Regions from separate parts of the Mus musculus genome. Here region 2 is linked to region 1. Evidence: chromatin loops called from intact Hi-C (ENCODE). Cell type or tissue: left cerebral cortex. All regions are shown on one strand. Links, peaks and the distances in the headings refer to the core of each region. The heading gives the core; the rest is flanking DNA.

Evidence for each region. Peaks named below come from ENCODE experiments on the same cell type or tissue, not always from the same donor. Only the 100,000 strongest peaks of a DNase experiment are listed, where the experiment ranks them.
Region 2: it touches region 1 in a loop (2.7-fold over the local background); 1 of 42 quality-filtered maps calls a loop at or near these places.

What each region holds. Positions count from the first base shown.
Region 1 is chr10:25,217,014-25,222,492 of GRCm38, forward strand. It overlaps Akap7 (A kinase (PRKA) anchor protein 7), which reads right to left. Exons shown (of 8, transcript NM_001379238.1): 7 at 3,598-3,745. Among named protein-coding and RNA genes, the nearest start is that of Gm25016, 46 kb to the right of the region's middle. In left cerebral cortex, for the core only: a CTCF peak has its summit at 2,338 (motif pointing left); DNase peaks (open chromatin) are centred at 1,890 and 2,332.
Region 2 is chr10:24,997,714-25,003,192 of GRCm38, forward strand. It overlaps Gm47715 (a long non-coding RNA gene), which reads left to right and starts at 2,314. Exons shown (of 5, transcript XR_001779744.1): 1 at 2,314-2,345. In left cerebral cortex, for the core only: no CTCF peak of the experiment used is centred there; DNase peaks (open chromatin) are centred at 2,341, 2,473, 2,706 and 2,950; H3K4me3 peaks cover 423 bases; H3K27ac peaks cover 1,459 bases.

The DNA.
Region 1 (5,479 bases), core at 1,232-3,731:
CTCATCAGCTTTACAAAGGGGTCAATTACCTTCCCTAAGGAAATAGAAATGGAAAAGAGATGCCTGAGCACTACTGAAATGCCTAAGTCAAGTGCCCACACAGTCCTAGGGGTTTTGGGCTATATTCTCATCCCTGGCTACATCAGGAAAACTGGGTTCCTTCTTCTAGATTCAAATTTTAGCTGCTAAATGACGTTAGGTTTCTAAGGGGCTCAATGATAGATAGGTATATCATCATCGCAAGTTTTACTTATGAGACATCTCAAATGTGTCTTTTCTAACATTTGAAAACATTCCCTGTACTCTGTGGGAGAAAGCTGTAAACCTACGGGGACTATGGATAAGGCAGAGTGCAGAATGTTCTTCTCATAAGGCGGCCTTCTAGAAAGAACTGCATAAACTATGAAAACTGAATACACTTGAAAACAAAAACAGAGGCTGGGCATGGTGGCACACACCTTTAATCCCAGCACTTGGGAGGCAGAGGCAGGCGGATTTCTGAGTTCGAGGCCAGCCTGGTGTACAGAGTGAGTTCCAGGACAGCCAGAGCTATACAGAAAAACCCTGTCTCAAAAAAACAAAAACAAAACAAAAAAATCAGTTTTTAAAAATAAAAAGTACTTTATTAGCACTACTCGAGCTCAAATGCTACGAGCCCTCTGGTACTCTACACAGATCTTTGCATTTCCTTTCATCCTCAAGACAGAGTCTCACTGCCTGGGTGGGACAACAGTACATTTTCTCAAATTCCTCTAACACTTACTCCATGGGAAGGCACAGAGAAGAAATGGCCGCAGTGAGAATGTACAGTGTGCAGGGTGAATATTCAGACACACTTGAGTGAGCCTGCTACTCCATGCAGGAAATGAAGGTAGTTCGAAGGACACTGGAACCATACAGCCACATTGGGAGTGTTCACAAGAAGGCAGAAATCTGAAGTTTGTAATATAAAATCATCCCACATTGGTGAGCATATCCATTCCCCCTGTGGTAAGAAGGAGACAACAGGGATCGAGGAAAGCTTGCTTTAACTCACAGATGGGGCTACACTCCCTACACAGGAAGGCTGGCAGCAGAGCATGGCTATGGGGGCTTGCTCATATTCCTGCACATCGGGAAGCAGAGATCCTCAAATTCCATCCCTAGCCATCTACCTTCTCCATCCAGGCCATTCTTTCTAAAGCAGTGGTTCTCAACCAGTGGGTCATGGATTCCTTAGGGGTCTAACCACCCTTTCATGGGGGGGACACTCAAGACCATCAGAAAACATAGGCTTTTACATTATGATTCATAATAAATAGTAGCAGAATTGCAGTTATAAATAATGGTGGTGGGGGCTCACCACAACATGAGGAACTGAATTAAGAGTCACAGCAATAGGAAGGATGAGAGCCACTGTCCAAAAGGTCACATAGTGTTCGCAAGTGGTGCCACCAGCTGGGGATCAGGTATTCAAACACACACACATACACACACACACACACACACACACACACACACACCCCAATAAGAGACTTTTATCTTCAAACTATAATAAGTGCTCAAATTATGAAACAAATCATCAAAGCTCTTTGTTAATCAAATACAGAAGGTAGGGCTGCCAATGTGTAATCTCTAGTACACACTTACCAAGCTGGAGGAATAGCCAAAGATCTTTAGCGCAATAATATATTCCTAAAATCCAATCCCTGCTTCACAGTTTTAACGCCCAGATTTCCATGCTACTCTTTATCTGAATAGCAATGATGCTATAGAGATGCATAGCAGATCTGGGCTGGGAAGATCTAAGTGTGCTAAGTAGCAAGTATGAAGACCTTACTTGCAACTCCCAACACCCACCAGAAAGCCAGACGTGGTAGAGAGCGTCTGCAAACCCAGCTGCGGAAGGAGACACAGGAGGATCCAGGTGGGTCGCTCAGCAGCCACTCTACAACCAGTGAGCTCCAGCCTCACACTGCCTCAAAAACAGGGTGGAGAGTAACAGAGGAGAGACCCAGGCCTCTATGCAGGCATAGACGCAAAGAAAAGGGGGCAACTCCAGTTTAGATTACACTTAATTATAATAAATTACGTTAGAAGGAGGCATCATTTTAAAAGTCATATTGTCATAATTAAACGAGATAGGTAGAAAAAAATAAAGTATCCGTAATAAACAAAATACAGTTTAAATGTTAAATGGTACAAAAAAATCAGAATTGGTCAGGGCAGATGAAACGGTCACTCTGCAGTAGAAGATGGAGGATGGATAAACACTCTCTACAGTGGAGGAAATGTGATGACCAGCCTGCAAAAGAACAGGAATGCAGAAAACCTGCTGGAGCTGGTGGAACAGAGCCCCCTGCTGGCCACTGGTCGGATGTACACAATAGGTTTTATAATGCAAATTTCAGGATCTTCCATAAAATCCGACCTTTTCATTGTCTTAATCAGCTGGAAGCGAATGAAGCTCCACACCCCCTTTTGAGGTTGCTCTAACCTAGTTACAGTGGAACCTGGAAAACTCGCCAAAATCCACACTGCACAGAGGATCTGCATCGCCCCTCTGTGTGAAAGTCAGCTGAACCTGACAGAAGAGGGCCCCTGCTCGGGTTCTGAAAGCATGAACATCCTCCTTGAAATAGGAGGAGGGTTTCAGATGTGAAACTCAAAACTCAAACTCCACTTTAAATCTTCAGTTTAAAACGGACCTTTGGGGTGATGATGTCTGTCACACTCTGTAACGAGGACTCGAAAATAAAATTGCCTCTTGAACATTTTTTTAAAAACCTTCGATAAACTTCAGTTATATGATGGTTCTTTTAGGATACAAATAGATCCTTTTAATTGAGATGGTGAGAAATCACTTTGGCCGAAGAACTTGAAATATTTACAAATGTGTATATATATATATATCTTCATGTTACTTTAAAGGCATGTAAATCAGGTTGTCTTCAAGTTCACTTCTTGGCAGTGGTGTCTCGCTAGAAACAGTACAGCTGAGTCCCACAGGGCAGGCTCCTGCGAAACGTACCCACCTTCCAGAAGGCAGGTGATGGCAGCTGCCTGCTTAAGGGAAGTTTCTTCCTGTGTACACACTTTCCTCCTGGGAACTAACGGGTTGGTCTCATCGAACCCTGCAGGAGCCTTCACGCATGAGCACCGAGCCATCTCTGTGTGGGTCTTGGCTTCCCCTCAAGTATGTTTTCTTTAGAGAAGCAACAAAGTCTTGACTGTCACAGGCCACCTATACTTCTTCTTCCCGTAGTGAAATTTCCGGAGCCGGTCACTAGCCATTATTAATAGCAGCTACCATGCTAAGGCCAGCTGGGGAGCAGTGTGGCCACGTGATGCGCCCTGAAGAATGTGTTTTCTTTATGCCCATGAAATAAAATTAAACTGGAACAAATTTCCATGGACATTTCAAGACCTAAGAGGCGGAGAGAAAAGTTCTCTCCACTTTTTCCGCTGCGGTGTTACAAAACAGCAACAACCACAAAGCAAACAAACAAAACCTGCAGTGAATTGAAAAGTACACAAGTAACCTGAAATATTTATTTTAGAAGTGATGTCAAGAAATAATGAATAACTGTACTGAACGATGTTCTCAACAGAACTCACCGATCACGATGGAAGACTCACAGTGGTAATAACCATTGCTCTGTTTTTTCTTCAGCATGGAGCAGAGATCTATCTGGTACAATAGTTCTTCTCCAAATCTGTGGTCGATAAATTGTTCATACAATCCAGGCTCGATTTTTCTCACTCCCTTGAAAGGACAAAACAAATCCATGTCAGGCACTCATTTCACTGGGCAGCCAGATCATACGTCTATCAATCTTTCAGAACCTGATAGTACATTTTGGATTCAGAACTGCCTCCCAGCACTTGAAAATAGATGCCACAAAACTGTTGGGTTTTTTGTTTGGTTTTGGTTTTGGTTTTGGTTTTGGTTTTGGTTTTGGTTTTGGTTTTAAGTCTCTAGGCTTGGGGAGGGCTGTATTTAAAGCCATCAATTAAGAGTGCTAATCTGATGTGGTGCACTTGAAACTCAGTACATCTTTAAGCATCAGAGCTGAGAAACCATGAGATGAGACAGATCAAGGGCAGAGCAACCATCAGGGGCAGAGTAACCATTTGCACCATGGACCGGATGGACCGGTGGTTTTGAAGCACTGCGGATCTGTATTTCAGAGGGAGGGGAACCTTCTCATAGTACACAGGGCAGGGAGACCAGTGGGTCTTCTGCATCTTTCTCCATCTGCCTCTCCTGGTTTCCTGTACAGCAAGGGCAGCAGGTGCTGACGACTGTAGCAAGGTCCTCTTGGTGCTACTGTAACCTCCCGGCAGGAAACATCATCCCCTCTCCTCAATACGACAGTGTCCTGACACTGCAACCTCAAGAGACCCAAGACACAGACACTGAGTTTTACTTTTTCTACTAATTTTGACTTTCTACTAATACAATTTCCCCTATTAATAATAAAGATTTCTAGAAATTCCCTATGAGGACAGGAGACCATGTGGTCTTGTTCTATTTCAGTTTCCCTATGCAAATGAAAGTCAGTTTTTAATTTTCACATGAATATGGTTTTAGCCTCAGTGCTTCTTAAAAGCCACTTCCATTATTTCAGTAAATTTGCCACATCAATATTAATATACAGATTGCAAGATGCTTTCGTTTCTACATGCTCCACTGTATGAAGTATCATGTTATTTATCTAGTAGGCTGTTGCCCTTGATAGTTAATAGTATAGTAAGAAATCCTTGTGTTGCGTGTTTAACTGCTCCCTGCCTCCCCTCCCCCCACTTATAGCCCTTCTCAACTCAGTTTGAGAACTCTATTATACCTGCAAAGGCTGAACACTATGGGATATCCCTGACTCCCCTTCATAATAAAAGTCCCAGGTCGATTTGGGATACAAGGAATACATGTCAGTATAACAGGGGTGATTTACAACAAGCCCACAGCCAACATCCATGTAAAGGAAAAGAGGGAATAAGAGAATGCTGTCTGTTCTCTCCATACCTATTCAATACAGTACTTCAAGTCTTAGCTAAAGCAATAAGACAACTGAAGAAGATCAAGAGAGTATATACACATGGGAAGGGAAGAAGTCCAGCTATCTTTAGTTGACGATGGTATGATAGTATTTATTATACATAAATGACCCTAAAAATTCTACCAGAAAGCTCTATAGGGCTGATAAACACGTTCAGAAAAACAGCAGGATACAAAATCAATACACAAAAATCAATAGCCTTCCTATATACGAATGACTAACAAACTGAGAAAGAATTCAGGGAAACAACTCTCACAATAGTCTCAAAAATAATAAAATATTTTTGGGTAATTCTAGCCAGGAAGGTGAAAGACTTGATTAATATAAAATAATAATAATAATAATAAAAAATACACACACACACATATATATATATATATATATATATATATATATATATATATATATATATATATAACTGAAAACAGCAGAGAAAGACA
Region 2 (5,479 bases), core at 1,189-3,688, 220 kb before region 1:
CATCCAAAAAGAGTGTCTTGCTACTTTGAGTTCCAAAGAAAGAAAATGCCACTTAACTACAAGGAACAAAGTATGGAGTAAAGGTCCTTTGATGAGCAGGAGTGAACTCCGGTGACTTACACCCTGGCATTGGTCCAGTTCCCAGAGAGCAGAGGAGATGCAGAACACAGCAGAGTGGATTTGGTGTCCAAGGAAGCTGGAGGCTGCACAATGCTGTGATTACACGGCATCCTCACAAAAGTCACAGTGCAGACCTCCCTTCAGGGTGCATTTAGAAACATCTTGACAGTGTGCTCCTTTGCCAGAGGGAAGCACTCTCTGGTGGCCTGAAATCACAGACTTGTCACCATTTCACTGACTGTCCAGTTTCTAATCTGTGCTTTGCTGACCCCATAAAGGTTTTCATAAGTGAAGTCATTTTGTTTTTATATTGCAAGCTGACTTTCTGTTTCCTCTCTTTAGAGATGGCAGCTGTGGGTCAAGAGCACTTTCCATTAAAAATAGGTTCTGAAAAACTAATGTGTACCATGGTGATAATAGTGTGTTGATGTACTAGAAGTTTGCACAAAGAATAGAGGCTATTTTAACATGTATACATACCGAAGGTAACTAAGAAGGAGATAGATTTATGTTAGCTAACTTGGTTGTGAGATATATAGATGATATAGTAGTAGATAGATATAGATAGGTGATTTGATGATAGATATATTAGGTAGAAAGGTAGAAGATAGACAGATTAGATCAATTAGATAAATACATAGATAGATAGATCCAAATATTACACTGCCTATTTTAAATACATAGGATTACCTTTAAAATTATTCTTTGGTGTGTGTGTGTGTGTGTGTGTGTGTGTGTGTGTGTGTGTGTGTGTATGAAATTCAAGATTTTATTTTGGACGTTTCAGACTCCGTTGGGCAAACTTTCTGTCTGCAGTTGGTTGAATATGCAGACCAACCAGTGGAACCTGCAGTCACAGAGAGCTTTGTAGCTTGAGTCCAGAACAATGGAGTGTGGAAATCAGAGCTCCACATAAGAAGCCTAGATTTGAAGGCAGGGATAAGCTCTGGGTTGTGGCTCATGTCTATGGTCCCAGCACTCGGAGAGATGAGTCAGAAGAGCTGCTGAGAGTTCTAGGGCAGCCTGCTCTGGATCCTGAGTTTGAGAAACAAATGAACTGTAAGTAAGTTGGGGCTGAAAGAAGTTATTACAGACAGGTCTGGGTGGGGAACGGAGTTTAGCATCTTAGAAACCACAAGAGGAAAGAGGGGGTCAGGCACACCAGTGGGCTTCCTACTGCCTCCTCTTTGGTTCTATCTAGGCCTCTCCCATTTTTGGAGGCATTGCCCATTGTCTTAGTCAGGGTTTCTATTCCTGCACAAACATCATGACCAAGAAGCAAGTTGGGGAGGAAAGGGTTTATTCGGCTTACACTTCCATACTGCTGTTCATCACCAAGGAAGTCAGGACTGGAACTCAAGCAGGTCAGAAAGCAGGAGCCGATGCAGAGGCCATGGAGGGATGTTCTTTACATCTTATGTTTAAACCCTGTACTATATAAAGCTGGCTTGCCTCCCTTGGCTTGCTCAGCCTGCTCTCTTATAGAACCCAAGACTACCAGCCCAGAGATGGTCCCACCCACAAGGGGCCTTTCCCCCTTGATCACTAATTGAGAAAATGCCTTACAGTTGGATCTCATGGAGGCATTTCCTCAACTGAAGCTCCTTTCTCTGTGATAACTCCAGCTGTGTCAAGTTGACACAAAACTAGCCAGTACACCCATATACAGGGTAGCTCTTTTTCCTCAGTTGCCATCCTACATGCCAATCATCTCTGGAAAGGCCTACATAGATATAACAAGTGATTTACTGATTTCTTAGGTATTGCTTAGCCAATTAAGTTAACAATCAACATAAACTACCACATTCTGTATATTAATCTATTGAAAAATATAAAACATATATTAAGAAAAATATGTTCAAGATGAAAAATTGAAAAAAAGATTTCTTCCTAAATTATTTTTCTAGTTTGATGTAGCCCATTTGCCATAGGAAGGTTTTGTTTTGTTTATTTTGTTTTAATGATTAGATGATTCTAAGTTCCATCTCATTGAGAGAGGTTAGCCTTATGTTTAAACCCTGTACTATATAAAGCTGGAACACTACTGAAAATCCGTCAAAGGCTTTTTATTCTATTCGGATAAAAACATTTGAAGCAAAGGCCTATCTGAGTTATTTTTATGTGGCCGAATGTAAATCCTACCCAGAATCTTATCCACAGCAAAGCAATCTGGGAAATGTAGTTTTAGTTCTTCAAGCCATCTGGAATGAAAAGAAGACAAAGAGGTAAGTAAAAGAGACTTCATTGTACTTTGAATTATTAGACCCATCTCTTTGGGCCACGAGTCACTGTGAAAACAATATCTTTAAGAGAAACAATAACAAGAAAGCTTGAGTTACAAGAAGACGACATTGGTAGTGAGACTGAGTCAGCACCAGGCCGTATAATAAGTAGATGTGAAAATGTTTCTTAAAGACAGTAGTCTAGCCAAATGGGAGTTCTGGCTTCAAATTCTGAAAAGTCTGTCTGACAGGAAAATGAGCAGATTGACGCTGCTGCAGCAGAGGACAGGGCTAAGCCACGGCGCAGGCTAGGAATGGAAAGAGAGTCTGGAGCCGCTGTTCAATACACCGGGAGGGAGAGCAGCCCTCCTTGGGTGTGGTTCCCGCAACCACGAAGATAGCTAAGGGAGGAGGAAGGGGTGGACTGAACGGCTTCTGAGGCCTTGAGATGCTTAAGCCAAACCAAACTCTCTTAGCCACATTCCTTCCAAATTCTTGCTAAAATGTCTGATGGTGCAAATGTTAACTCTTGGCTTCTTTAAGATAATGCGGGTTACTTCTGCTCTTAGACCACAGCAAAGCTGCCTGTGCCTCTAAAGCTGTAGCCAATGTGCAGTGCGAACCTGGTAACAGAACAGTCCTAGTCCTCCCACCCCCTCCCCGCCGTGTGTGTGTGTGTGTGTGTGTGTGTGTGTGTGTGTGTGTGTGTGTATGTGTGTGTGATTTCTCACCATCTAGTCACCCTGCATTGAGTCAACCCTTCACACCTTGTGAGCAGTGCATTTTCAATAATACTCATTTGGGATCACTCCCGTCCCTTCCTGGTAGGAGGCTGATATTATTTTCCACACCTTAAAATCAAACACAAACTCAGACACTTGAAGAAATTTTCACAAGGTCACTGAAAATTAGATGGAGACGCAGGGCGCTAACAGGATGCTTAATTTGCAGAGTCACACAGCGCCCCACACAGCGCCCCCAGGCTCCACAGGGGGGCTGCCTGACAGGCCCAGGAAAATGCAGTGGTGGCTTCAGCCCTACTTTTCAGTTCCTGCTTTTGAATGAGCAAAACAATCACCATGTTTTTATAATTTTTAAAAAGGAAGAAAGAAACAGAACGAGAACCATTGACAAAGCCACAGGAAGGCTTCGAGGTGCACCGCCTGGGCTCCATCTTACTCTTTGTCTGTTTTATCCAATTCTAGATCATAACACGTCACTAAGAAGAGGTTTTTGATGTTGTTTATTTTGTTTTGCTTTTTGTTTTTTAATAAATCCACATAGAAAAGGTCTATTAGTGGGCTGCCTTGTTAAATCTTTCTCTGTGTTGTTTTAGCCACAATGAGAAAAAGGCTGGGTGAGTGTGGCGCCCTGTGTGCTGCCGCCTTCGGTTTCTCTAAGCCTGCTTCCATCTGTCCATTTGTGAATTATTCAACCAACGCGGAGCAGCGCTGTTTGGGGGTGGATCTTTATAAAGGGTGAGATTGAAATGAGCTCTCAAACCCACTCCTAGATCCTCAGTTCCCTGATATACCTCAAAAAGAGGAAACCTCATTGCCAAGTACAACACAGGCAAATGTGGCTAAGGGCGGATTTTCATCGCCAGCTCTGTAGGAATTCTACATTTTTCTGAGAATATTTAAGTTGATTTTAAAGGGGAAATGGAACTCAAAAAACGCCATTAAGCTCTTAATTCTCATATATTTTTCCTGAAATAATTTCCTTGAAGGCTCGGTCCTAGTATAGCTTGAAATCTTGTGGTCATGCTTGAAGCCCTGGGGAGAGGCAGTGGCCGATTGGGGAGCAGGAGAGGAGAAGCCAGGCACCCATTCCCACAACCTTAAGAGCCACTGCTGCCATCCCTAAACTTTTCCTCCTGATACAAAATGTCCTTTGAAATATTTTGGCAAGTAAAAGTGAAACTCTTGGGCCTGGTGGTGCAGACGTAGAGTGCTCATGTAGAGCACAGAAGAACCTGTCACCCAGCACACAGAAACCTATGCCTGATCCTGGGACTTTGAAGGCACATTCATACCAACACCCCGCCTACACACAAATAATTTTTTTTTCTGAAATAAGCCCAATCTTATAAATCAGATTAGTATATGCCTTAAGAGTTACCCATACGATTTAGAAAATAAACCAGGACTACAGAGATAACGAAAGCAGTTTTATTGAGATGTTAAATGTTTAGAGCTGTCTGTCATTTATTGCTGGTTCTTTTTCCTCCAGTTTGTCTGGTTTGTATGAAAAGTGGAATAATGAGAATTTGTCCTTCCCACACAGTTCAACCTTGGTTGATAATATCAGTCTTAGAGACTCATGGCTTCCTTTTCCCAAGGCATCTCTCTTATTTAGGACAGGAGCTAAGGAACAGTGTCTGGGGGTGGGAGTAAGGTCAGAGTTGCCTGACCTGAGATTGAAGTCTGATCAGCGAATTGATGGTGGCTTGTGGGCAGAATAGTGGCCATGCTTTCTGGCAGGTGGGGATGGGTGGGAGGGGGTTATTTGTGTGTATGCGAGGGGGGGTGTTGGTGTGAATGTGCCTTCGTAGTACTGGGATCAAACAAAAGTTCTGTGTGTGCTGGGTGACACAGGTTCTTGTGTGTTCTACATGAGCACCCTACCGCCAGGCCCAAAATTTTCACTTTTACTTGCCAAATATTTCCAAGGACATTTTGGATCAGGAAGAAAAGTTGCCTCAGTGTTGTGAGTGTAGGCTAGACCCTAGAAAGAACACCTTGAGTTGGTAAGACCTACATGCACCTTGTTGATACACCAGCTAGAAACACCTGCCCTTCTTGTGCAACCACTACCATTGACAGCAACCACAATGACCAAATGCTAAGGAGCTATTCACATAAGATTCCTGGTATATTTGGATAAGCCAAGAGAACTGGCATGGGGGGGAGGGGGAGGGATTGATGCAGAACACAGGATTTGCCACAGTCACAGCAAGGTGGATTATAAATAGGAAAAGAACAGTTTTCACATGCACACAGGTGTGTGTACACTGCTGTGTTATCAGGAGACTGAAGATCTAAGTTCCAGTTCTAAAACTGATTCAGTGATTTGGAATTAAGTAAATGATGGCGAATAATATTAAGGATGGGTTTCCGATGCTTCTTAAAGTTAAA